2 separate regions of the Mus musculus genome follow, and region 2 is linked to region 1. Evidence: chromatin loops called from intact Hi-C (ENCODE). Cell type or tissue: heart. All regions are shown on one strand. Each heading gives the region's core, and the rest is flanking DNA. Links, peaks and the distances in the headings are about the cores only.

Region 1 (12,396 bases), core at 3,448-8,447:
CTTGGCCAATGCTGACAGAGTCCTTGCTCTTCTCTGTAACTCAGGCCTTTATTCTACAGCAGGTTTTGTCGGCTTCCTGACAATCACTCAGGTGACAGCTGTCAGCTGTATTGCTACCACACTGTCCTGTTAGCCCCATGACTTCTCCAGCAAGGCCAGGTCTTACTTACCTGGGTGCCAAGGATTTGTCATATAATTTGTAACCGTCCATGGCTCTTTCCCTTGCTCCAATAAGAAGACGACATCAGGCTTAAAAATGACAAGTCCTGTTAATGGGAGAAGAAATGAAGCATGATTATACTGTTTACATTTCAAACTCTGGGGGCTGGAGAGATGGCTCAGTGGTTAAAAGCACTAGCTTCTATTCCAGAGTATCCAGGTTCAATTCCCAGCACCCACATGGAAGCCCACAATTGTAAGTCCAGCTCCAGGAGATCCAACACCCTTATAAACACACACACACACATTAAGGCGAAATAATAACCAACATTAAATGTCAAACTCTGGCCAGTCATGGTGACATATCTTTAATCTCTGTGAGTTTGAGGCCAGCTTGTTCTACATAGTGAGTTCTAGGACAGCCAGGGCTATAGAGGGAGACCCTGTCTCAAAACAAACAAACAAACAAACAAATAAAAAAATAAGATAAAATAAAATTCAAACTCTAGGGCTGGTAGGATGGCTGAGCAGGGTAAAGTTCTTGCCCAGCCTGACAACCTGTTTGATCCCCAGGGTCCACATGGTGCAAAGAGAGAACCAAGTCCTGAAAGATGTCCTCTGACCTCAAGACGCATTCAGTGGTACACTTATACCATCTCCTCCATCACGCAGAAATAAATGTGGTAAGAGCCTTTTTATAAATAATTAAAATTCAAACCCTAGCTTTTGGTCTCCAAGGAATCAAAATAGTAACAATATTTATTATTATCGATGTTAATTGCAAGTAGGCAAGGCAGGTGATGGACCAGCCTGCCTTCATCTTAAGATTGAGATGGCTCAGCAAACTTCTGTTGCTTTGGTCCCAGGATGTCCCGTTTCCTATGTGGTCCTGGGTGCTCTAGGCCTTACCTAGTGAGACCAGGAAACTGAAGTTCTTCAACGTCACATTTCTGTACAAGTCCCTCTGAGCAGGCTCCATGCACTTCCACTCCCCAGACAACTCTACAGCCACAACCCCAAAGATCACTGTCCCCTGAAACAACGCACTCACACACTATTAGTGAATTAATTGTTTCTTTTCTTTAATTTTTGATACAGGATCTCACTATGTAGCGATGGCTGTACTTATAAATATGTATCTTGGGCTGGAGAGATGTCTCAGCGATTAAGAGCACTGGCTGCTCTTTCAGAGGTTCTGAATTCAAATCCCAGCAACCACATGGTGGCTCACAACCATCTGTAATGGGATCCGATGCCCTCTTCTGGTGTGTCTGAGGACAGTGACAGTGTACTCATATGCATAAAATAGATAAATAAATAAATAAATCTAAAGCAACAAAAGCAAAGCAAGACAAACAAATATATTTGTCTCCTCCCTTTTTCTTTTCATTTTCTTTGAGATAGGGTTACATTGTGTTACTCTGACTGGCCCAGAACTCACTATGTAAACCCAGAGATCCTCCTGCCTCTGCCTCTGGAGACTGGCTAGTTGTTCCATTTCCAGTGAGACCATAACTGATGAAAAGGTTCAGGTTTCCCAAGCTGATCTACTCAGGAAAACGTCTTTACAATGCAGAGATGAAGAAAGGCACCATGGGATATGGGAAGCTCTAGCTTTCGGTCTGCACCACAAGCTAAGAACATGATCAAGTGTCAATCAATACTCTCCTCTGAGGAGCAGGACTCTCCTGATTCACATTCAGACTGGAAAATAAACAAAATCTAGCTGAGCAGGGTCCCATAAGTTACTGAGACCATGCTCGGGTGTGGTGACGTACACCTATTATCCTAGAACTTGGCAGAGTGGGGTATAAGCAGGAGTTCAAAGTCATCTTTGGCTACACACACAGCCGGGTTAGCAAGCAGCCTCTGCTAACCCATCTTAAAACAACCCTTCTCCCCAAAAAAGTATCAATGGCTGCATGCAAATAGAAAGCAGTCACTCCACTTGTAAGGATGTTAGATGGCACATTTGGGTGGCGAATATATCGGTGTTTATTTTCTCATACCATATGCGTGCGATAGACATGTGGGATTTTGTTTGTTTGGTTTGGTTTCTGTGTAGGGAGAGAGGGACGTTTCAAGACAGGGTTTCCCTGTGTAGTCCTGGCTGTCCTGGAACTCTAGAGAGTAGGCTAGCCTTGATTGAATTCAGAGATCTACATGCCTCTGCCTTCCAAGTGCTGGGATCAAAGGCGTGCACCATGATAATCAGCTTATGGGGGACATGTTTTTGTATGTGTGACAGACATGTTTTGTATACCGTTTCTGACAGCAGGAAATATGGTTTTTAGTTTATGTGTATGGGTGTTTTGCATGTATGTCTGTGCACCATGTGCGTGCCTGATACCTGTGGAAGTCAGATCAGGGCTTCTGATCCCCTGGAACTGCAGTTCGATGGTTGAGAGCCAACATGTGGGTGTGGGACACGAATGCAGAGCCTCTGGAAGTAAAACCAGTGTCCCCAAGCAGGGAGCCATCTCTCCAGCCCATGAAATAGGCTTCTTCTTTCTTTCCTTTTGTTTTGTTTTTTAAGAGGGAGTGAAATAAATCAGTATAGGAAAGTCACTGGAAAAGACCGTCGTCTCCTCTGTGGTCCCCATTAATGGTTATGAGAAAATAAGCTATCATCTTTTTCAAGAGAAGGTATTCCTTTCCTCTGCTCCTCTGTGACAACACTGTATATGATGCTGAGAAGAGGGAGCCACCGATGGGGTTGGGGACCCATCACTCGCTCCCCGAGAGCAGACATTTTGGCATAAAGAGGACAGGTGTTCATATGTTCTGAAGGGTTAGGAGGAGTTATGGGGCTAGGAAAGATGGCTCAGCAGGTAAGGTCACCTGCTGCAAAATCTGACGACCTGAGTTTGATCCTGGGTTCCACGTGATATAAGGAGAGAACTGACTCCTGCTACCATTCTCAGTCCTCCACACTGTACAGCAGCTTGCACACCACATCACCACCACCACCACCAACCAACCAACCAACCAACTGACTAACTGCCTGCTTGCCTGCCTGCCTGCCTGCCTGAAAACAAAGTCTGGGCAGTGGTAGACAATCCCTTTAGTTCCAGCACTTGGGAGGCAGGGACAGGCAGATCTCTGTGAGTTTCAGATCTACAGAGGGAGTTCCAGACTCTACACAGAGAAACCCTGTCTCAAAAAGCCAAAACAAACAAACACATAAATAAAATGAACTTTCAAGCTACCTGATGGGCCGTGCCATTCTGATCTACTCTGACTTCTTCCGGATAAATAGAGTCCTGGAAAAGTAGGAGTTAAGCCCCCAGTACACTGACAGACTGATAGACAAGCTCAGTTCTGAATCTGAGATCTCAGGCCTGGGTAACATAGCAAGAATCTTGTGCTTGCCTGCCCGGTCCCACCATGGGAAGAAAATAAAAGAACAAGAGATACAGGTGGAAATGGCTCCAGACAGAGTGTATTTAAATCACTAGAATAACTAATGATCTTCGGTAACAGAGGGAATGCTAGGGCTGTATTACAGAGGCTCACAGATCACGTGCAAACACACACACACACACACACACACACACACACACACACACACACACACACAGAGTTAGTTCTCTGTTTGAAGCCAGCCCAGTCTACAGAGTTAGTTCCAGGATAGCCAAGGCTACACAGAGAGACCCTGTATGGTGGTTTGAATATGTTTGGCCCAGGGAATAGCACTTGTTCTTTGGTAGTGTGGCCTTGTTGGAGTAGGTGTGGCCTTGTTGGTGTAGGTGTGTCACTGTGTGTGTTGGCTTTAATACCCTCATCCTAGCTGCCTGGAAGTCAGTCTTCTCTAAGCAGCCTTCAGAAGATGATGTAGAACTTTCAGCTCCTCCTGCACCATGCCTGCCTGGATGCTGCCATGCCCCCACCTTGTTTTTGTTTTGTTTTGGCTTTTGGTTTTTTTTGAGACAGGGTTTCTCTGTATAGCCTTGGCTGTCCTGGAATTCACTTTGTAGACCAGGCTGGCCTCGAACTCAGAAATCTGCCTGCCTCTGCCTCCCAAGTGCTGAGATTAAAGGTGTGCGCCACTACCACCCAGCTCCCCACCTTAATGATAATGGATTGAACCTTTGAACCTGTAAGCCAGCCCTATGAAATATTGTCCTTATAAGAGTTGCCTTGGTGCCTGTTCACAGCAGTAGAACCCTAACCAAGACACCCTTTCATGAAAAAAACCCTCTCCTCCCTCAAAAAAAAAAAAAAAAAAAAAAAAAGGTTCAGGGAAAGGAGAATAAAATGGGATGCTTTTTGAATTTGGCTTTGGACAGTCAATAGTTAACTACTGAGCTGTATAGTCTTGGCTCAGCATCATCCTCTTAGAAAAGGGTTGGAAGAAAGGAAACATGAGTGAGCAGGGTACTTTTGGATAGCTGTTCTTCTATCCTGGTGTTCAGGGGATGGAGGTCAGACATGGCTGGGCACTCAGTCCAAACTCAGTGTCACCTTGTAAAACTGAGGTCACTATTGTCCAGGGCCAGAATCTGCCCAAACTTTACGGCACCTGCTGGGGCCAAAACAGTAGTCACAGACCCACTACATTTGGCTGCTGCAAGATATGTCACATGAAAACATCCACACACCAACTCTTCACTTTCTAAGAAACAAATTTTTAATAATTTATTTTATTTTTATTGTATGTACATTGGTGTTTTGCCTGCATGTATGCTTGTATGAGGGAGTCGGATCCCCTGGAACAAGAGTTACAGACAGCTGTGAGCTGCCACATGGGTGCTGAAACCTGGTCCTCTGGAAGTCCAGCCAGTCCTCTTAACCACTGAGTCATCTCTCCAGCCCTAGAAATAATTTTTTTAACTTTGTGTGTGTGCACATATTCAGGTATGTGTGTGCAATGCCATTTTTGTGGAGGGCAGAGTAGAGTCTTGGGTGTTGGTTCTAGCCTTCTACCTTGTAGTCTGATCACTGCTACACACTCCCAGCTAGTTCATCTGAGAGGTTTTGGAAATGCTTGTCTCTGAATTCTGTAGGAGCTTGGATTACAGGATAATTACAAACACAGTATGACAACTGACTTGTGCCACAAGAACTTTACCCACCTAGGCATCCCAGTCAGTTTGCTTGCCACTGTGGTACAATCACTTCCCTAACATCCCTAAAGGTCCTCCTTACATAGTCACAATCACACATGGTGGCACGCAGAAGGCACAGTACTCTGCATCATCCAGCCATAACTGAACATTCACTCAGGGGCCAGTCACTCTTTAGCAAAGATAGTCCACACCCGCATACACACAGTATTACACACTGTCACAAAGTCCTCCTCCTTCTTTCTCCCTTCTCTCCAAGAACACAAGGATACTCACGCACTGCCGACGCAGAGCCACGGACACAGAACACTGCACACAGTACTACACAAGGTCACTTAACCCAGAGATACACAGTCACAGCTACAACTATATCCACACAACCCCAGGAATAAAGGTTATCGAGCACACAACACACTACAGGACCACGGGATACCACTTCCACAACCACAAGATCCCGGAACACATAACATCACATATGTTTGCACAGCAACAATCAGATATACACCTTGGAGACAGGTGATTACAACAGCACACTACTTGTAAGCACTGACAACCGGTCACCACCACAATCAAAACCACAATTAGAATCCCGCAGCCCAGTCCTGCTTCAGCGTGCACAACCCCGTTCAGGACACGCCTGTTCCCCACCCCCGTTCAGTACTCCCCAGACCATTTACCTTGGGTCTCAGTAGAAGGCGCGCGCATCCTGCTTCAGCCAAAGGTAAAGGTTTCATCAAAGTTGAGCTACAATGTCAGCTCGCTATGGACTCTGGGAAACGTAGTCCATAGCCACATCAGCCCCGGACAAAGATGGTGTCCTTTCACCTTGGGGTCTGGGCTCAGTGTATTATTGAGACGCCGCCCGTGAAGTACCAAAGAGGAAGTCCCCACTCCAAACATCTTACCAGGCGTGAGCTTATTTGGGTCCAAGTGACAACAATCTACTCTAAGAAACCCCAAATCACAAGAGGCGGCCAGGTTTGTGCGTGGGAGACGGATAAGCAACCCGCAGTGCCTTGTGGGAAGTGTAGTCCAAAGTCGTAAAAGCAGTATTGCTGATAATAGACAACAGCCTGGCTAGGCTTCAGTGAACAAGCCCTGAGATGTCGCGGAGACTTCTGGGAGTGCTCACTCACTCCCTGAGTGCGCAGACGCAGGGGCAGCGAGTGGACATTTTGGTCTTTGTCCGCGGGTCAGCACGGCCGTCGTGTCCACGTGGCGCCAAAGTAGGAGGTGGGATCTGGGCGTCCTGGGTCGGTGGGTTCGGGAGGTTGGAGGGCAGTGTTTCCGATCTTTGGAGGTGTAGCGCGGGGTTCAGGGAGTGGGCTGAAGAGCATTGGATCTTGGTGAAGGCGGAGGTGGGGGCCTCTGAGGAAAGCTTGAGCGTTTGAGACCGAATTTGACTGCAAAGTTTGACCCACTATTTGGAATGATTGAGTGGGTGTGGAGCTGGGTGTAGGATTGTGGGTGGCTATGCTTCACGAGGCAATGAGGAGACCCATGTTGAAGTATCACGTCTGCGCGGTAGTTCCCGAGTCGAAAGTGCTGATAATTATAACGGGGCCATCTTCCCGAAGAGCATCCGTTTTATTTGATTACTTGAAAGGTGGGATGAAGCTAAGGGTTAAATACTTTTAAAACTGTATTTATTGATGGTGAGTTTTATACGCAAATGCATTTCGTGATATGTGCAGAAAGCCTTAGTAAACATGTTTAGATTTTAAAAGACGATCTGTGTACTAAAACGCGGTTGTTTATGAATGGAGGTAGAATACAGATTACTCTGTCATGCTTAATTAAGGAAACATTTGGTTTGGAATTGTTTGTCCCGGGGGTGCCAGCCATAGACTTCATTTCTGATTTTTGAGGTACTTTAATAGAGCTGTTAGGCAAATTCGAGTTTCGGTTTGAAGAGCGTCATTTCACTAAAAACCCAGGATTAAGGGGTCTAATTTAGATTTAGGTTAGGCACAGTTCCTCATTTAAAGCATATATATATATATATATATATATATACATTTATTTGTGTGGGCATGCTTGCCACAGTCGGTTCTGTCCTCCATCATGTGGGTTTAGGGTCGGAATCCAGGTTGTCAGCCTTGGAAGCAAAGCGCCTTTGCACACCCCCCCCCCCAAGCTCTCTCACTGGTCCATGTTTTTAGTTTTTTGAAAAAAACTTAGTGATTACTGTGCTATATCGTAGATGTCATAACTCCTTCACGAGTACAGTTCTGTGAATTGTGTAGCACATGTGAAAAACTACTTCTCCCTGCTGTGGCAGTCATTAAAGACATCCGCAGCTTTGGCTTTTCTCCTAATGGTAAAAGTTAAGCAGTACCTGATTAAGATTTGCAAGTGGGTAGCTTTCAAATTTATGAATAGCTGCCACTAGTTGATACATTGTAAAAACAAAAAACAAAAAAACGAAACAAAAGTAGTTTTTTAAATATCACTGAAGCTGGACACATACACACCTTTAATTCCCAACACTTGGGAGGCAGAGGCAGTTGGATCTCAGAGTTTCAGGACCCCTTAACTACACAGAGAAACCCTGTCTTGAAGAACAAAAACAAAATGACAAGAAATCCCCCAAAGAAAAGCAGCTAGAATGTGAGGGTTTGCTTGTTGCAATTTTTTGGAGGTAATGTGTATTGACTCTTGACTGGGCTATATCCCTAGCCCACAGTTCTGGAAATTGATGCTACAAATGTATCTACTATGTTTGAGTGAAACAATACAGACACAAGTTTGCTCGTGACAGCAAAGTTTAGCCTAGAAAAGTATTAGAAACATTTCATGCTCATCCATTAAAGGATGGTTCGGTTGACCTATGATAATAAGCTTATCCAGTGGTCGTGCAGAAGAATGAGGAGGGAGCTTTATATAGACACTGAAAGGTCTCAGACATAGTAGGACAAGGTTCAGAATATAGACTTGTCAGGAATAAGGTAGCTGTCTTTGAATTTCTTTCTATTGGGGAAAAAGCTTCAGGATAGATAGATGTGTGTGTATACACACACACACACACACAGAATGATTGTTACTGTGGGATAGGGGGTACTAGAATGGATAGGCCAAAGGCAAGTAACCCCATTTACTTTATAACTTACACATATGAGTGTAGTATATGTTCTAAAGTCAGCTTCTTAAATCATTTATTTATGTTTGTGCCTGTGTAAGTTTGGGCACCAGCAGAGTCTTGAAACCTCAAAACCCTCCCCTAGTGACACGCCTCCTCAGACAAGACCTTACCTCCTAATTCTTCCCATAGAGTCCTGCCAACAGGGGACCAGTTATTGAAATACATGAGCCCATGAGCTATTCTCTTTCCACCAACTACAGGAATGTAAAGTTCCATTACACTTAGCTACTGAATGTGAATTCAGCCAACTTACCATATTTTCACTTGCACTAATTTACCATTTTTTTCTGAGATCAGCTGACTGTCATCCTGGTTACCCTGTATAGCTTAGCTTTGCAGACAGATTGGCCTTGAACTTGTTGCAGTCCTTCCACCTCTGCCTCCGGGGTGCTTAGATTACAGGGTTGTGCCGCCATGCTCGGCAGTGTATAGTGTTCGCCTGTTCCCTGTGCTGTTTTCCTAAAAGGAAGTCTAACATGGTCACTTTGTCAGCTGATGCAGGTCTAGAGGCAGAGCTCCACAGTCAACTGCAGCAGCCTGAGCAGTTCCTTATTGTTTTAGGAACCATGACTCAGGTGACTCCAACTTAGAAAATATTCTGCGATTTTTGAGATTGTATTTTAATTACATTTCTCCCTTCCCTTTCCTCGATTTATCTGAACATGTGTGCTCTCTCGAGTGACACATCATGCATAAGGCACTCAGGACAACTTGAAGGAGCTGGTTCTCTTTCCACTATGGTGGTAGAAAGATTAAACTCAGTATTTCAGTATCCACCTCTACTTGGTGATTTTTGCCTGCCCCAAAGTTGGAGTTTATTAAAGTTTTTAGGGACAGGGTATTATTTAGCACAGGCTGGCTTTTAACTGGCTATGTGGTAGCTATGGCTGATCTGTCTCTACTTCCAGACCTGTAGAGTTACCGGTGTGTGCCAACACAACCAATTTCGGTGGCGCTAGGGATTGAACTCACGGCTTCTGATAAGCTAGGCGAGCAGTCTTCCATTTGAGACACACGTCCTCGTCCTGAAGATACCTTAACACAGACTTAAAATCATAAGGGTCAAGAGGCGTGAGGGCACCCAGAAAGGAAGGCGTCCCATAGCACGTGCGTGGGCTTGTCAAAGAAGAGCGGCACTTGACTGTCTCGGCAGGAGTCACAGACGTTCCTGTAGATTAGGAGCTATTATCTTCAAAAGATTGCTAAGGAACTTCACAGGGTGTTTACTGAGGTGCACCTGGTGTGCTTCTGTATAATCAATCAATCAATCAATCAATCTTGAAAATAAAATAAAACTCCCTCACAGGGCTGCAGTAACTTAGGAGAGCTTCTCTGTAAACAAGTTAACAGTCTGATTTACGATTCCCAAAATCCCTACCAAGGTTATATACATTTAGGCCTTGAGGTTGGCTCATTGTTATTAGTATGGAAACTACCCAGGGTCCGGAGACTGGTTCATTTCAGTAAAGTGCCTGTCATGACAGTGTGAGGGCCTTAATTCAGGACCCCCCCCCCCCCCCCGTACAGCATTAATACAGCATTCCTGTAATAATCCAGGCATGCTGGCACCCTCAGCCTGCTCCTGCCTCAGATCATGAGTAACTGGGATGATAGGCTTACTTTTTTTCTCTCTCTTTCTTTCCTTTTTTCATGTAAATTTTAGGATTGGCTTATCTAGTTCTGAGGAATGGAGAATGCCCCCCTAAAATTTTCTATTGAGATTGTATTACGTTTACAAAATAATTTAGAGGAAAGCAGCATCTTTGTGATGTTAGACACTCCGATCCGTGAGCATGTGCTTTGTTCAGGTGGCATTTGGGGTCTTAAATGTTTACATTAAAAACAGCCCAAACGTTATTGTGAGTGCCAGGTGTATAGGTGGGTGCCCAGGTGCCAAGGTGCCATCTGTGAGGGCCAGAAGACAACTCAGTAAGATCTCTTCTTGCATGTGTATGTGAGTTCTAGGTTCTGACCTAGGTTGTCAGGTTTGCACAGAGGGCCATCGCAGCAACCCTGAATGTCTTTACAGAAGTTTTAGTCTATTACTACTGTTACTGTTATTCCTTCTGAGTGCTACAGTGAATGTGGCGATAGTTATTAGAATATAGGAAGCTTTGTAGTTTTTGTGTCTTGTTGTTGTTGGGTGCCCCCCCCCCCCCAAGACAGGGTTTCTCTGTGTAGCCCTGGCTGTCCTGGAGCTCACTCTGTAGACCAGGCTGGCCTTGAACTCAGAAATCCGCCTGCCTCTGCCTCCCAAGTGCTGGGATTAAAGACGTACGCCACCATGCCTGGCGCTTTTTAGCTTTTTATTAACTCTTTTCTTGGCATAGATTACTGTGTTGTTTATATTAAATAATATTGAGATGGGGACACCCTTGTGTTTATTTGGAATTTGATATAAACAGTGTGGCTGTGGCTGCTGCTGGGGATTGAGACTCCAGAGCTGCTGGGCCAAGCACTGTTGCTGAGCCACATGAGGTGCTTTTATGTTAGGCAAGATGCAGTCTTTACTTGTCCCGTGCGGGATATGATTTGTGTTCTAGTTACTTTTCTATTGCTATGAAGAGACACCGTGACCAAGGCAACTCATTAAAGAAAGCGTTTAGTTGGAGACTTGCTTACAGTTTCAGAGGGTGAGTCCATGACTGTCCTGGTGGGGAGTGTGCCCACAGGCAGGCCTGGTGCTGGAGTGGTAGCTCAGAGCTAATATCTTATTCACAAGATGTAGGCAGAGAGAGCGTGAGCAAGACTGGGCTTGTTTGGCGAAGCTCATTAAATGTAGCTACCAAGAAGATGTAAGTGTCAAACAAACTGGTGTGTATTACAAAATACCAAAAAAGCCTGCAGGCACACAGTGTCTTACAAAGGAGATGAAGGACAGTAGAAGAAAAGGTATAGTAGAAGTAGAACACTCAAAACTCTATAAAGGCTCCATTGTGGGGGCAGACAGGAAAGGTGTGTGTGTGTGTGTGTGTGTGTGTGTGTGTGTGTGTTGGGGGCAGGGGAATAAACTGAACTGGTAAAAGGCAGGTGAGATAGATTACATTATAACTGATCAAGAACATTATAAAGATGCTGAGGTTACAGTGCACAAACCTGACAAGTGTGCCTCTGTGTGTGTGTGTGTGTGTGTGTGTGTGTGTGTGTGTGCCTGAGGGCTTAACTTAGAACCTCATGAGTGCTAGGCAAACATGCCAATGAGCTATATACTAAAAAACCTGAAATTTTATTGTTCATAATGGGGGGTGTGTGTATGTATTCCTCATAATGGGGATATAGCTATATTTATATGTGAGTGTATATATATGTATGTATATATTTGAGATGATGTGTATATACATATATTTGAAATTAAAGTATAATTACATAATTCTCCCCTTCTTCAAGTCCTTGCATTTCCTTTCCCCTGCTCCCTTTCAGATTCCTGGCCTCTTTTATATGTATGCATGTACGCAGTTCATTTAGTGTTACTGGTGTGTATATGATTTCTGGGATGACTAAATGGAATTGGATAACCAATAAGAGGGTTATCTCTGGGGAAGCCCTGTTCTTTCAGCATTCCTTAGTTGCTGGTGTGGGGCCTGATGAGATGTCTCCCTTTGATGCTGTTGTGTCTATTGGTGTTGGACCTGCTCAGGTCCTGTTTTGGCAGGCCTGTAGTTGAGTATCAAAGGCAAAGCCTTCCTGTCTCAGTTCTAGAAGACATAATCTCTGGCTCTTACTGTCTGTCCACCCCCTCTTCCGTGACGTTCTTGTGCAAGTGTCATGTCTGTTGGTGCTGTCACCCTACAATCAGTTGTGTTCTGCATTTTGACCAGTGGTGGCTTCAGGGATGGTCTCCATCTACTGTAAAGAGAAGGTTTTTTTGATGAGGGGTAAGAGCCACAATTAACTGGATTTAAGGATACACATTTAGAGTATCATTAGAAATTGGGCTGGTTTAATAAGGTGCCAGTGGTAGGGGTTCCTCTTAGATCCATAACCTCACTAACCCCAGGTAGTTGGCTAGGTCTCCATTACCAGACACTA
Region 2 (12,396 bases), core at 4,561-9,560, 76 kb after region 1:
ATATAAAATAAGACTGGAAATTTAGTGGAGCAGTAGTAGGATCTAAGAAGTCTAAAAAGTATTGAGTAGGTTGTAGGAAACATGATATAAAAAAAGAGAAACCACTGAACAGAATAAAGACACTTTCCAGACCCGGCTCTTCAAATACAAAGAAACTCCATTCATAAAAAAGCTATGCTAATTAAGCACATTACTGTAACATTTTAGCAAAAGTAAAAAGGAAAGAAAACAAGAAGGCAATACTAATGTTGTGATATGTGCTGAGCTTGCACACATGCACAGTTTGTGTGTGGAGGTCAGAGGACAACTTGGAGGAGTCTCTTTTCTCCTACCACCTAGGTTTCAGAAATCAAACCCAGGCCACTGAGCTCTGTGGCAAGTGCCTTTACCCAACGAGCCACCTCACTGGCCTGAAAGGTGCACATGTCAGGCACATTAAATAAAATAAGCAAATCTTTTTTTTTTAATACAGTGATATAAGCTGTACCAAAAGCACAGGCAGTATTGGTGCTGGGGATAGCATTTCTCCATCTTTCATATTAGTAAGTTAACTGCTCTAAGATAGAGCAATCAAAAATAGGCAAAATAAGGTGGTGGTGGTGTACTCCTTTGATCCCAGGGCTCAGGAGGCAGAGGTAGGCAGATCTCTGTGAGTTCGAGGCCAGCCTGGTCTACAGAGTGAGTTTCAGGGCAGCCAGGACTACACAGAGAAATCCTGTCTCAGGAAAAAAAAAAAAAAAAAAAAAAAAAAAAGGCAAAATAGTTTTAATAAACACTGGCAGATAAGGACAAGTATGTTTTAAGTGGCCAAATGTGGTATGATATATCTTTGATCAGTACTCAAGAGGCAGAAAGTTGGGTGTATCTCTGTGGCTTAGAAGCCAGCCTGGTTTACATAGGGAGTTCCAGGACACCCAAGTCTACAAAGTGAAAGCCTGTTTCAACAACAATAAAAAAGTAGCATATGGTTGCCAGTGTAGAGTAATTCAGGGTTCAAAAAGACTGAGCAGCTAGGTGTGGTGGAGAAGGCCGTTAATCCCAGCAGAGACAGGCAGATCTCGGAATTTGAGGCCAGTCTGGTCTAAAGAGTGAGTTTCTGAGTTTCAGGACAGCCAGAGAAACCCTGTTTTGAAATAACAAAACAAAACACACCACCCCACCCCCACCCCCCGAAAGAAAGGAAAGGAAGAAATGAGCAAGAATAGTTAGGGAGAGAGTCTACAGAGTCATCCTTGAGTATCTTAGATTATTAGCGCTTAGCTGCTTGTATAAATGGCATACTGACAAGCAATCTGTGCATATCTTCTCATATAGTTAAAACGGCTGAATCATTTTTAGGTTACATATAATACCCAGTAGCAATCCTGGGCAAAGGGTTGCCATACTGTATTGGTCAGGGAGTAATAATAAGGGAATAAAATCTATATGTTCAGTACAGATGTAAAGGGTTTTTTTTTTTTTATCTATCTTACATATTTGTGTATTTGCACACAAGTGCAGATGCCTATGGGCACTAGAGTCCTGGATCCCCTTGGAACTAGATACTGTATCAATTATTAAAATTAAGTCGGCAAATGAAGCAGAGGGGCTGGTACCCAACATAGAAGTTAGAAGAGCAACCAGTCCTGCAGAAGGCGATGGAAAAGAAAACGGAGTCAGGAGGAAGTCTGGAAATTTCACTGACCTAAGGAATTTTCAACAACTGTCCCTCCAAATGGGGACAAGCTGATCCCAAATAATAATAATAATAATAAATAATAATAATAATAATAATAAATCGTCATCATCAAACTCTCACTGGAGCTGTAAGGACACTGAGAACACTACATAAAGGTTTCACTCACCTGCAGATTGATGCTGCTTCTCAGACAGTCAGGGTTTTTGTTTGAACTGTAGACTTTTAACTTGCAATAGGTAAAGCAATTCAGGACTCAGGCGTTATCTCTGCAGCGGCTGCAAGTCAGACCGAAGCCTCAGCACTCAAGAGAGCTCTGGAGGGTAGAGAAACTTCCGGTCTCGGGAGTACACAGGAAGGGGGACTGTGCAGACAACACAAAGGCGCCTCAGTCCGCGCATGCGCACAAAACAGATGGGCCAAGCGCTTGTACTTGGCATTTAGACTAAACCCGTAATTCTACTTAAAATCAAAATGTTCTTCAGATGTGGGTAACAGATGGTATTCTATTTTCAGAAATGAAGTTATACAGAGGAACTATGACACCGCCATTTTCAGAGTCTGCCCAAGCTGGCCATCTGAACATGATTTCCGAGTGGGTATCAAGGTGCCCTTGCTCCCAACTGAAGTCAAACTGCTGCCTATCATTTTACTGTCAACCACGGTGGGGGTTTTGTTCTATTTTCTGAGGCAGTCTCTCTGTGTGGCCTGGCTGTCCTGGAACTCATTCTGTAGACCAGGCTGGCCTCGAACTCAGAGATCTGCCTGTCTCTACCTCCCGAGACTTGTGCTTGAAGACGTGTGCCACCACCGCCCAGCCTCAACAACATTTTAAGTCAGGTATGGTAGCATGTTTCTAATAGTAGCAACTTGGGAAACTGAGGCAGGAGGATGGAGAGTTTGAGGCCAGACTTGGCTACCTGTCTCAAAAAAAAAAAAAAAAAGCAAATAGAGGGACGGGGAAAGGCTCAGTGCTTAAAGTACCTGTGCCGGCAAACGTGAAGATGGGTGTTGGATTCCCAGAATCCCTACCTGTCAGGGGGGCATAATGGCTTGCCTGTAATTCCAGCTTCAAAGGGCAGAGAAGGGATCTTGGGAGCCAGTTGGTTAGAAACACAAGACTGTCTAAGAGCTGTGGGTGTGACTGAGACCCCGTCTTAATAAGTGAGGTGGGAAATCGATGGATGATGGTGACTCCTGACATCAATGTAGGACCTCCACATCATGCCAATCCATATGCATGAACACTCCTGTGCACATGCACCCCACCCATCCACACAAGCTCACACACATGAAGAACAAGTATACACACTGAAAAACAGACATGCACACATGTAAACACACACACACAATGTAAAGAGAAATAAACTGATATGGGCAGGCACTCAGGAGAGTGGAGGATCAGAAGTGCAAGGTCATTCTCAGCTACGTGGTGAGGTTCAGCCTGTGCGTGTGCGCATGAGAGAGAGAGAGAGAGAGAGAGAGAGAAGCCAGGAGTGTTTTTTTTTTTTTTTTTTTTTTTTTTTTTGTTTTTTTTTTTGGTTTTTCGAGACAGGGTTTCTCTGTGTAGCCCTGGCTATCCTGGAACTCACTCTGTAGACCAGGCTGGCCTCAAACTCATAAATGCCCTCTTCTGGTGTGTCTGAAGATAGCAACAGTGTACTCATATGCATGAAATAAATAAATAAATCTTTAAAAAAAAAGAATAATTGATTTCCAGGGTATAGTAATGAAAGGGCAGGCTTACTCTCTTACTTGGAGATGTACAAGCTATAGCTGTGCTGTGCTGTGCTGTGCTGTGAATTACGGATCAGATAATACAGAGGGGAAACGGGTGGAGGCCACCTTCAAGAAGGAGCTATCAGTAATCAGTATGACACTAATGGACATAACAAGTTTGATGCTCTCAGCTGAGCGTGGTTGCACACACTCTGAGTTCAAGGCCAGCCTGGTCTATATATTAAGTTTCCAGACAGCCAGGGCAACCTAGAGAAACCTAGCAGTAGAAGTCCTTAGAGATGAAAAAAATCCCACAGTCCTAGGCACATCGCTATCAGAAGGGTAACGAAAGCAAGCTGGGGGTGGAGAGATGCCTGCTAGTAAAGGCACTGGGTCCTGAATCGAGGTCCCAGCACCTATGTAACAAGTCACACACGCTGCCATACAGCTTCATGGAGGAGAGGGCAGTGGATCCCTGACACTCATGGACTCAGGGGGTTCCACATTCAGTGAGAGACCCTGCCTGCCACAAACAGTAAGGTAGAGAGTCATGGAGGAAGGCACCTGACCTCCACCTCTGCCCTATGACTCCCAAGTGCATACTCATGCACACACGCATGTGTGCACTCACAAGTGCTCTGCCATAAGACTCCCAAGTGCATACTCATGCACACACGCATGTGTGCACTCACAAGTGCTCTGCCCTATGACTCCCATGTGCATACTCATGCACACACGCATGTGTGCACTCACAAGTGCTCTGCCCTATGACTCCCATGTGCATACTCATGCACACATGCATGTGTGCACTCACGAGTGCTTATGCATATACCCACATGAACATGTAGACACACACACACTAAAAGAAGTTGTATCTTCCTTGTTAATTTGAAATTTTTTCTTACTTATCAAAATTGTTGACCCTTTAATAATATCTCACTTTATTGCAATTGTTAAGGGGCTGGAGAGATGGCTCAGCAGTTAGGAGCACTGCTGCTTGCTCTTCCAGAAGACTGGAGTTTGGTTCCCAGCAGCCACACTGGACTGCTCTCAAGGAGATCTAATGCCCTCTTCTGGCTTCCAAGGGCATTCATAAACATGCCCACAACCTTCGAGCATTCACATACACATAAATAACTCTTGATTAGAATTTATTAAAAAAAGGGCTGGTGAGATGGCTCAGTGGGTTAGAGCACCCGACTGCTCTTCCGAAGGTCCAGAGTTCAAATCCCAGCAACCACATGGTGGCTCACAACCATCCGTAACAAGATCTGACTCCCTCTTCTGGAGTGTCTGAAGACAGCTACAGTGTACTTACATATAATAAATAAATAAATCTTTAAAAAAAAAAAAAAAAAAAAAAGAATTTATTAAAAAAAAATTTTTTTTTGGATTTTTTTTTCAAGACAGGGTTTCTCTGTGTAGTCCTGGCTGTCCAGGAACTCACTCTGTAAACCAGGCTGGCTTCGAACTCAGAAATTCGCCTGCCTCTGCCTCCCAAGTGCTGGGATTAAAGGTGTGTGCCACCATGCCCGGCTTAAAAATAAATTCTTTAATGGAAAAAAAAAAAAAGAAAATAAAGAAAAGAAAAAAGAAAAGAAAAACATGTTTTAAAAAGATGTGTGACAAGCTAGGCAAGGTGGCGCACACCTTTAATCCCAGCACTCAGGAGGCAGACGCAGTTGGAACATCCTAGTTTGGAGCAGCTTAATCTATAGAGCGAATTCCAAAACAGTTAGGGCCACACTGAGACTACCCTGACTCAGAAGGAAGGAAGGAAGGAAGGAAGGAAGGAAGGAAGGAAGGAAGGAAGGAAGGAAGGAGGGAGAAATGAAAGCAAAACGATGATGAGCCAGCTATAACAGCGCATGCCTTTAGTCCCAGCACTTGGGAAGCCTATCTCGAGAGTTCCAGGACAAGCAGGACTATGAACGCAGACCATTTTTTGTTGTTTGTCATGTTTTAAAGACTGACCAAAAACTACTCAGAAGAAAATCTGTATGTTAACAAAAGCTACTTGGTATGGATAAATCTGGACAAATTAGGAGTCTTAATTTGGAGCTGAAGGGATTGCTCAGTGGATAAGAACACTGGCTGTTCTTCCAAAGGACTCTAGTTCAACTCCCTGTACCCACATGCCAGCTCACAACTGTCTATAATTCCAGTTCCAGGGGATCCAATGTCTTCTTTTGGCCTCTGCAGGTTCCACGTACACATATATTCAGGCAACACACACACACACACACACACACACACACGAGCCCTGTCCTTTGACAAATCAGAGTGCTAAATTAAATAGCTTTCTTGACCTCTCTGTGCTAAAGGGGGGACAATTAATTACCTTACTGATTCAATCCCATCTGCAGCAGTGAAAAGTACATTCTAAGGGCTAGTCCGTAAATTTGGGACTACTCAAAACTAGCTCATCTGGTTTTTCCAAGTAGCAAGTTAATGCCTACAGATGTGTAGGCATCCAATAACGAGTTATTGGAAATCTTTGTTACAAAGAATATTTTTCAAAGGAACGTTGGTTTCATTTTTTTACTGTAGACTTGTTTTGATTTTTAAAAACCAGGTTTAAAACTACTCACTCAATTATCTTTTTCCCTTTCCTGTTTTCCAGAAGAAAAAAAAACACCTCGTTTTTATTTTTAAAATAAATGCGACATGTATTAGAAAACCACCCCTGTATTTTTACAAACTTGAAACCAGTTTCTCGCTCACTCGAAACAAACCAAAACACACCCTTACACGTATGCTCACCCCGCCCGCAAACCCACCCCGGTTTCTGATCTCCCCAGCCCCCATCCACCCAAGTTCTCAGCTCCACCATCACAGTAGGCGTTTTCGCCCCTTCAGGCATCCTCGCCCGGGCAGGTGGGTAAACCCTCCCCCACAGCTCCTTTGCCTTTACTCAGTCTGGGAAAATCCCGGTCCTACAGACCCCGAAATCAAACTCACCCAGACAAAGGCGACGATGGCGAGCCACGAAGCCTGCGCCTGCGCACTCCTTCAGTGAGCTAGCACTCCCAGAGGTCTCTGCCCACCAGGGCTCTGAACTAGAGGATCTTTTTCCATTCTAGTCTCTCTCTTTCGCTCTCTTTTTAACTGTGAACTACATTTCCCAGAAGTCTCAGGGGTTCTAGTTAATTTCCCCTCCACTCTCCCGAGAACTTTTCCCAGTGGATAAGTAGTAAAAGGTTGGAACTCAGATACTACCACTTTTACACTGTGTTACCGCAAAGGACAATGGTGTGCCAAGGTGTGTAATGAGTGCAGCTTAAACTCACAGAATAGGCTTTTCCTTGCCTCCAGGGCGAGATTCCCAGTAAGGCGCAATCCTCTGGGTTTTACGGGAGAGGACGCCATCTTGGCCACCGTGGCGCACTGCTGAACTACATTTCCCAGAAGGCATCTCAGGCTGATAGTTGGCAGCTCTGCAGAGAGTTGTATCAGACTCTGGTGTTAAGGAAGCGATTGCTACAGTATCACAAACTGAAGCCAGGCTGGAATTGAGACTGATAATTGGGTTCAGACTAAACAATCAGGAAAATGAACTATTGTGAAATTGTAATTTTTGTAGCCGTATGTCCTAGGGTTGTGACAGTGTGTAACAATGTGGAAAGCAGTATGCAGGTGAGTTGTGGGGTCCTGTGGGAGGTTTGTTAATGCGTTACCTGAGTGTTAGGTCCCAAAACTGGGGCAAATGGCTGAGATGCCTGTTAACATATCAAAGCAGCTGATGGCCTGGTGAAGGTGTTACAGCTCTAAAGGGAAAGCTATCCTACAGTTGGGAGCCAAGGAATACCACAAAGTCACACCCTACAGCAAACCTCGGGAGAGATGTATTAGGAAAGCCTCAAGAAGTTGGGTGCCTTTGCTTGGGAGAGAATCAACAAAGAACAGAACAGGAGGCAGGCATTATATAGGGTTTGGGGGGAAAGGAGGCGGGGCTTCCAGGGCGGCCTGGGATTCTTCCCCCCGCCCCCGCCCTTTTTTCCTCTATAGAGTGGATCTTGTCTGTATCTCAAGGGGCTGGAAACAGCCTTCTCAGTGGTAGAACAGTCTAGAAGGCTGGCCCTGAATACTCTTGCACATCAAGGGACTGGGCCAGGCCATTAGATTAGTATAGAGGTGGGGCCTGGCTACCTGTGCTTGTCCTGGGCTACCCTGCCTCCTACCCTGAAATCTCCCACCAGAGTTGGGCTGTCCCTTCCCCAGCTTCTCTTCCCTATATAATCTAGCCCGTTTGACCTCTTGTCCACCATGCTTGGTTTTCTGCTCTCCTGACCTCTAGGCTTCTGCCTCTCTCCTTATCAAACAGCCCAGTGTGAAACCAAAAAGGTGCCACCGTGAACTGTGAGCTAAATTCTTGATCCTGGAATATATGACTGTCCTTATGGCTTACCAATATGTCTTACCAGATACCTTCCCAGGTACCCTTTTACATGATACATTCCCACACCCACCCCACACACAGCCTTGAGCCCAGCCCCCCCTTCTGTCCAGATTTTTAACAGCCAGTTATAGCTACAGCTTTATTTATTTATTTATTTATTTATTTAATTGTATGTGAGTACATTGTTGCTCTCTTCAGACATACCGGAAGAGGACATCAGATCCCATTACAGATGGTTGTGAGTTGCTGGGAATTGAATTCAGGAATTCTGGAAGAGCAGTCGGTGCTCTTAACTGCTAAGCCATCTCTCCAGCTCTCTACACCTATTTTCTATCAACCCTAACCCTTCCCCATAAAAGGGACTCCAAGAGCCAATAAGAAGCAGCTCTCTGAAACCCTGACTTCAGGAGAGGCAGCCTACTTGCGGGCTTAGATTTTTTTTTTTTTCAAAACCTACTTTATTTAGGGTTCTTAAACACTTCAACTTCCCTTCTAATCCACCGACCAGAAGCAAGGGAGAAAGGTTAATAGGAAAAGGGAGTCACAGACCCATTTAGAAGTAGTTTCTCGGGGCAATCCCACTCTTCCTTGTCAGGATTCCAGCAGTCCAGGCCAATAGCAAACACCAAAAATGAATCAGTAGTGGCGGCAAGATCCAGCAGAAACTGCAACTGGCCCAAATCAGAGGGAGCAGCCAGGAGCAGCCGGAATACCACGAGAAGTTCTTTGGTGCATTTCTCTCGACAAAGTGAAGACCAGCGAAGCTTTGTACGGAATAGGAATGCAAGAGCATCCTCTCACTGTTTGTGGGGTTCCATTTATGTTCTTTCTAAACATTATGTGCCTTCTGAAGAGTCTGGTTTCAGCAAAACATCACGTGCCCTCTCATAAGGGAGCTTCCGGAAAAACATCACCTGGCACAATTGAGTCGTCAGAGAAACCAGAAAGTCCCACCTCACAGCAAACACTTTACCAACTCAGCTACCTCTCTGGCAGTCTTTTACAATTTTGTTTTGTATTTATTTCTTTGAGACGAGCTCAAATAGCCAAGCCTGGCCTCAAAGCCCTGCATAGCCTTGAACTCCTGATGCCCCTTATACGTTTAGGAATTATAGTTGTGTCTTACTTTTTTTTTACTTTTTTTTTTTTTCCAGACAGGGTTTCTCTGTAGCCCTGGCTGTCCTGGAACTCACTCTGTAGACCATGCTGGCCTCAAACTCAGAAATCTGCCTGCCTCTGCCTCCCAAGTGCTGGGATTAAAGGCATGTGCCACCACTGCCTGGCTCATTATTAGTATTCTAATTTTAGGAGTCCAGTGATTCCAATCAGAATGGTCTTCTAAAACTTATGAACTGTATTGAGATAATATTAGCAATATAAAGGTTTGCAATTAACAGGCAAAAATATCTTTGGTATATAGATAATTTGTAGAATGTACATAGCCTAACATGGCCTTAAATTCCCTATGTAGCCCAAGCTGGCCTCAAGTTTCTTCTGGTCCACTTACCCCGTAGCCCAGTGCAGGGTTCCAGACATCATTATGCCAACCCAAGCTCTTTGTTGATAAGATTGTCTAAACTTGAGGTCAGAACAGAATATTGAATCTAGAAACATGAATGAATTCACGGAGCATTGGTAATTTATTGTGGCAGTATCCCAGGTCAGTGGGAAAATCGTGGATGACTGAAAAAACAGTATCAGGATAATATAATAGTGTGGGAAATTAATAGGTGGCTGATGTCATCATTGGTTTAGGAATTACAATGTCTCTGCAGAAAACAGAGAGAGACAGAGAGGCAGAGACAGAGAGAGAGACAGACAGAGAGAGAGACAGAGACACACTGAGCCTGGTATGGGCTTTTGAAACCTCAAAGCCCACCCTCCAATAATAACACACCTCCTCTAACATGGCCATATCCCCTAACCCATCCCAGGCAGTTCCATAAACTAATGACTAAGCATTCAAATGTATGAGCCTATGAGCCAGCTCATTCAAATCTCCGCACCCAGCAATCCCAAACTTCACTTCCCTCTAACATGCCTGGTTAGTATACCCGTTATCATTGGGGTAGTCTACCGGCAGCTCTCCCTCAGCTCCATTCTATTCTGGGTAACTTCATATCCTTATAAGATCTTCATGTCTTTATAGTATCTATTTCGTTAGGACTGTGGCAGCTTTGCAATTAACAGAGAAGTGAGGTAAGCCGTGTTGTCCCTATTTTCTGAAGAGAAAATCTTGATTTATACAGAGATGTAGTCTTTTAACTTCAATGTCGTTTTAAAAGATTTAATGTGAGTGCTCTGCTGCATATACATCTGTAGGCCAGAAGAGGGCATCATATCCTCTTATAGATGATTGTGAGCCACTATGTGGTGGCTGGGTATTGAACTCAGGTCCTCTGGAAGAGAAGCCAGTGCTCTTAATCGCTGAGTCATCTCTCTAGCCCCAACTTTAATGTCTTTTTCAGACCGACTGACTTGTTATCTCCTGGACTAGGTATATTTATTGGTTATGGAAATCACTTCAAAGGAAGATGCTTTCTCCAAGTGTTCCACTGTAGTTTTTAATGTAACTACCTCTCAGTAGCCAGGGATGACCCTGATCCTCCTGCTCCTCCTGCGGGCTAGCATTAGAAGCATGTGGGAATCCAAGGTGTGGTCCTGGTATCCACCCTTTCAACCTACAGGACCTGCTAATGAGTACCAAGCCAAATGCATGTCCAGAACAAGTCACACATCTGCGGAGGAGATCTGTTCCTGCACACTTCTGGGGCGGGGGGAAACTCGGCCGCTAGAGGTGGCCAAGCAAAGGCTTAGCTCTCTGAGAAATTGAGATAACTTTCCCCCTTCAATATATTTTTTTTCGTATTGCACTGAATTATATTACTAGAAGTCTCAGCCGCATGATTATGCTTACTATGCAAATCACACTCCGCCCCCTACCAGTTCTCCGCCCCTTTCCTGATGCAGTCTATCCTCTACAGATAATACCAAAAGTCCGGGAAATCAACAGATTCCTAACTTTTTTGAATGATTTTAAATGCAGTAGTGGAAGCTGATATAGGGTTCCATGTATCCTGAGGATGCGTTTCTATTTGGGGTGTCCTCCGCTCGTCCACCACACTGAGGGACCGTTAGAAGCCCCGCCCATCGGGAGCCATCTTGTCTGCCGCGTTCCCTCGGACTGACTACATTTCCCAGAGGGCTCCCTGGCTTCTCGCGGGAAGATCACGCGCCTGGCGTGACTTCAGAGCTTTGCTGGCAAGAGGGGAGGTGCACTGAAGGATTGCAGGGCTTTGGCAGCTTGCAAGGAAGGCCTTTGGTGCGGAACCCGGGAGGAGGCGGGGCGAACGCCGAGGCTGGGCTTTGTGCGGCAGAGGAGTCGGAATTGTGCGGCTAATTTGTGAACAGTGATCGCGGCGCTAAGGGGCTGGACTGGTGATGAGCATCAGTTTCTGCTAACACCGTGGCGGCCACCACCCCTTGGTGAGTGGGAGGGAGCGAGCTGGGGACACGTGCGGCATTGTGTGTGGATGTGGAGAGCTGCTGACTGGGTGAGTGTTCTGTCTCTGTAGGGGCGTGCGACTGTGTGATGTTGTGACCACGTGCAGCACAGTGCAGGCGCAGATACCTGTGGATTCTGTGTGGTAAAAGTGAAGTTGTGCTTAAGTTACTTTTTGAGCCCCTAGTAGGTAGTCCTGTCTTCTCGTAGGTAGGTTTCCGATAGCCGAGTGTCTCTGTTGTGGGTCTGTGTGTGGGTTGTGAGTGTGAAGTTTTGAATGTGTATCTTGCGTGCATTCTTCTTTAGCCTTTGCTCATTTTAGAGGTTCATTTGTGAGCTATCATGCTTTTCTTTGTCTTTTACTTTGTTTATTTGGACAGCTGTGTAGGACTTCCCCGTGTTAAGTGGGATAGCGGCTTAACTGAGTCTTTGTGCTGTTTGATATTTCAGGATCTGAAGCATTTATACATCTCGACTATTAAGGGTAGCCATATGAGTATTTCCAACTGTTTTTAATGTTTACTTTTAAAAATTCACTTTACATCCTAATCTCAGCCACCCTCCTTCCTCGCTTCCCAGTCCTACCCTTACAAATCCCTCCCTCCATCTCCCCCTTACCTTGTCCTCTGGGCAGGAGAGTCCCTCTGGGTACCACCCCTCCCTGGGGCACCTAGTCCCAGCAGGTCTAGGAAGCACAATCAGGCAGTCGAAGTAGGGGGTGATCCAATGACAGGGAACAGAGATGGAGACAACCCCCGCTCCACTTCTTAGGGGGACCCACATAAACACCAAGCTCACACTTGCTACAAACGTGTAGGCGTGGGGTGGGGAGTGTGCTTAGGTCCAGCTCTTCCATGCTCCCTGGTTGGTGACCCAGGCTCTGTGAACCTCCATGCTCCCAGGTCAGTTGACTCTGGGTCTTCTTGTGGTATCCTTGACCCCTCTGGCTTGCTCACTTCTATCCCATACTCTTCCACAAGACTCCCCAAGCTCCACCTGATGAGTGTGGCTCTCTGCATCTGCCTCCATCCACTGCTGGGTGAAGTCTCTCAGGAGACAGTTATGCTAGGCTGCTGTCTGCAAGCACAAGAGTATCATTAG

The links. A loop is a pair of places that touch in the nucleus more often than their neighbours do. Peaks named below come from ENCODE experiments on the same cell type or tissue, not always from the same donor. Only the 100,000 strongest peaks of a DNase experiment are listed, where the experiment ranks them.
Region 2: a loop joins it to region 1, with 10 times the contacts of the local background. A loop is called at or near these places in 12 of 42 quality-filtered maps.

What each region holds. Positions count from the first base shown.
Region 1 is chr7:30,163,721-30,176,116 of GRCm38, reverse strand. Zfp146 (zinc finger protein 146) reads left to right here and starts at 6,376. Exons shown (of 2, transcript NM_011980.4): 1 at 6,376-6,458. Gm5113 (predicted gene 5113) reads right to left here and starts at 6,242. Exons shown (of 3, transcript NR_157376.1): 1 at 5,903-6,242; 2 at 171-266. In heart, for the core only: no CTCF peak of the experiment used is centred there; a DNase peak (open chromatin) is centred at 6,316; H3K4me3 peaks cover 3,151 bases; H3K27ac peaks cover 1,860 bases.
Region 2 is chr7:30,089,171-30,101,566 of GRCm38, reverse strand. Zfp260 (zinc finger protein 260) reads right to left here and starts at 6,491. Exons shown (of 3, transcript NM_011981.4): 1 at 6,356-6,491; 2 at 1,845-2,039. It overlaps Zfp566 (zinc finger protein 566), which reads left to right and starts at 11,057. Exons shown (of 4, transcript NM_152814.2): 1 at 11,057-11,279. In heart, for the core only: a CTCF peak has its summit at 6,460; DNase peaks (open chromatin) are centred at 6,406 and 6,776; H3K4me3 peaks cover 2,714 bases; H3K27ac peaks cover 2,342 bases.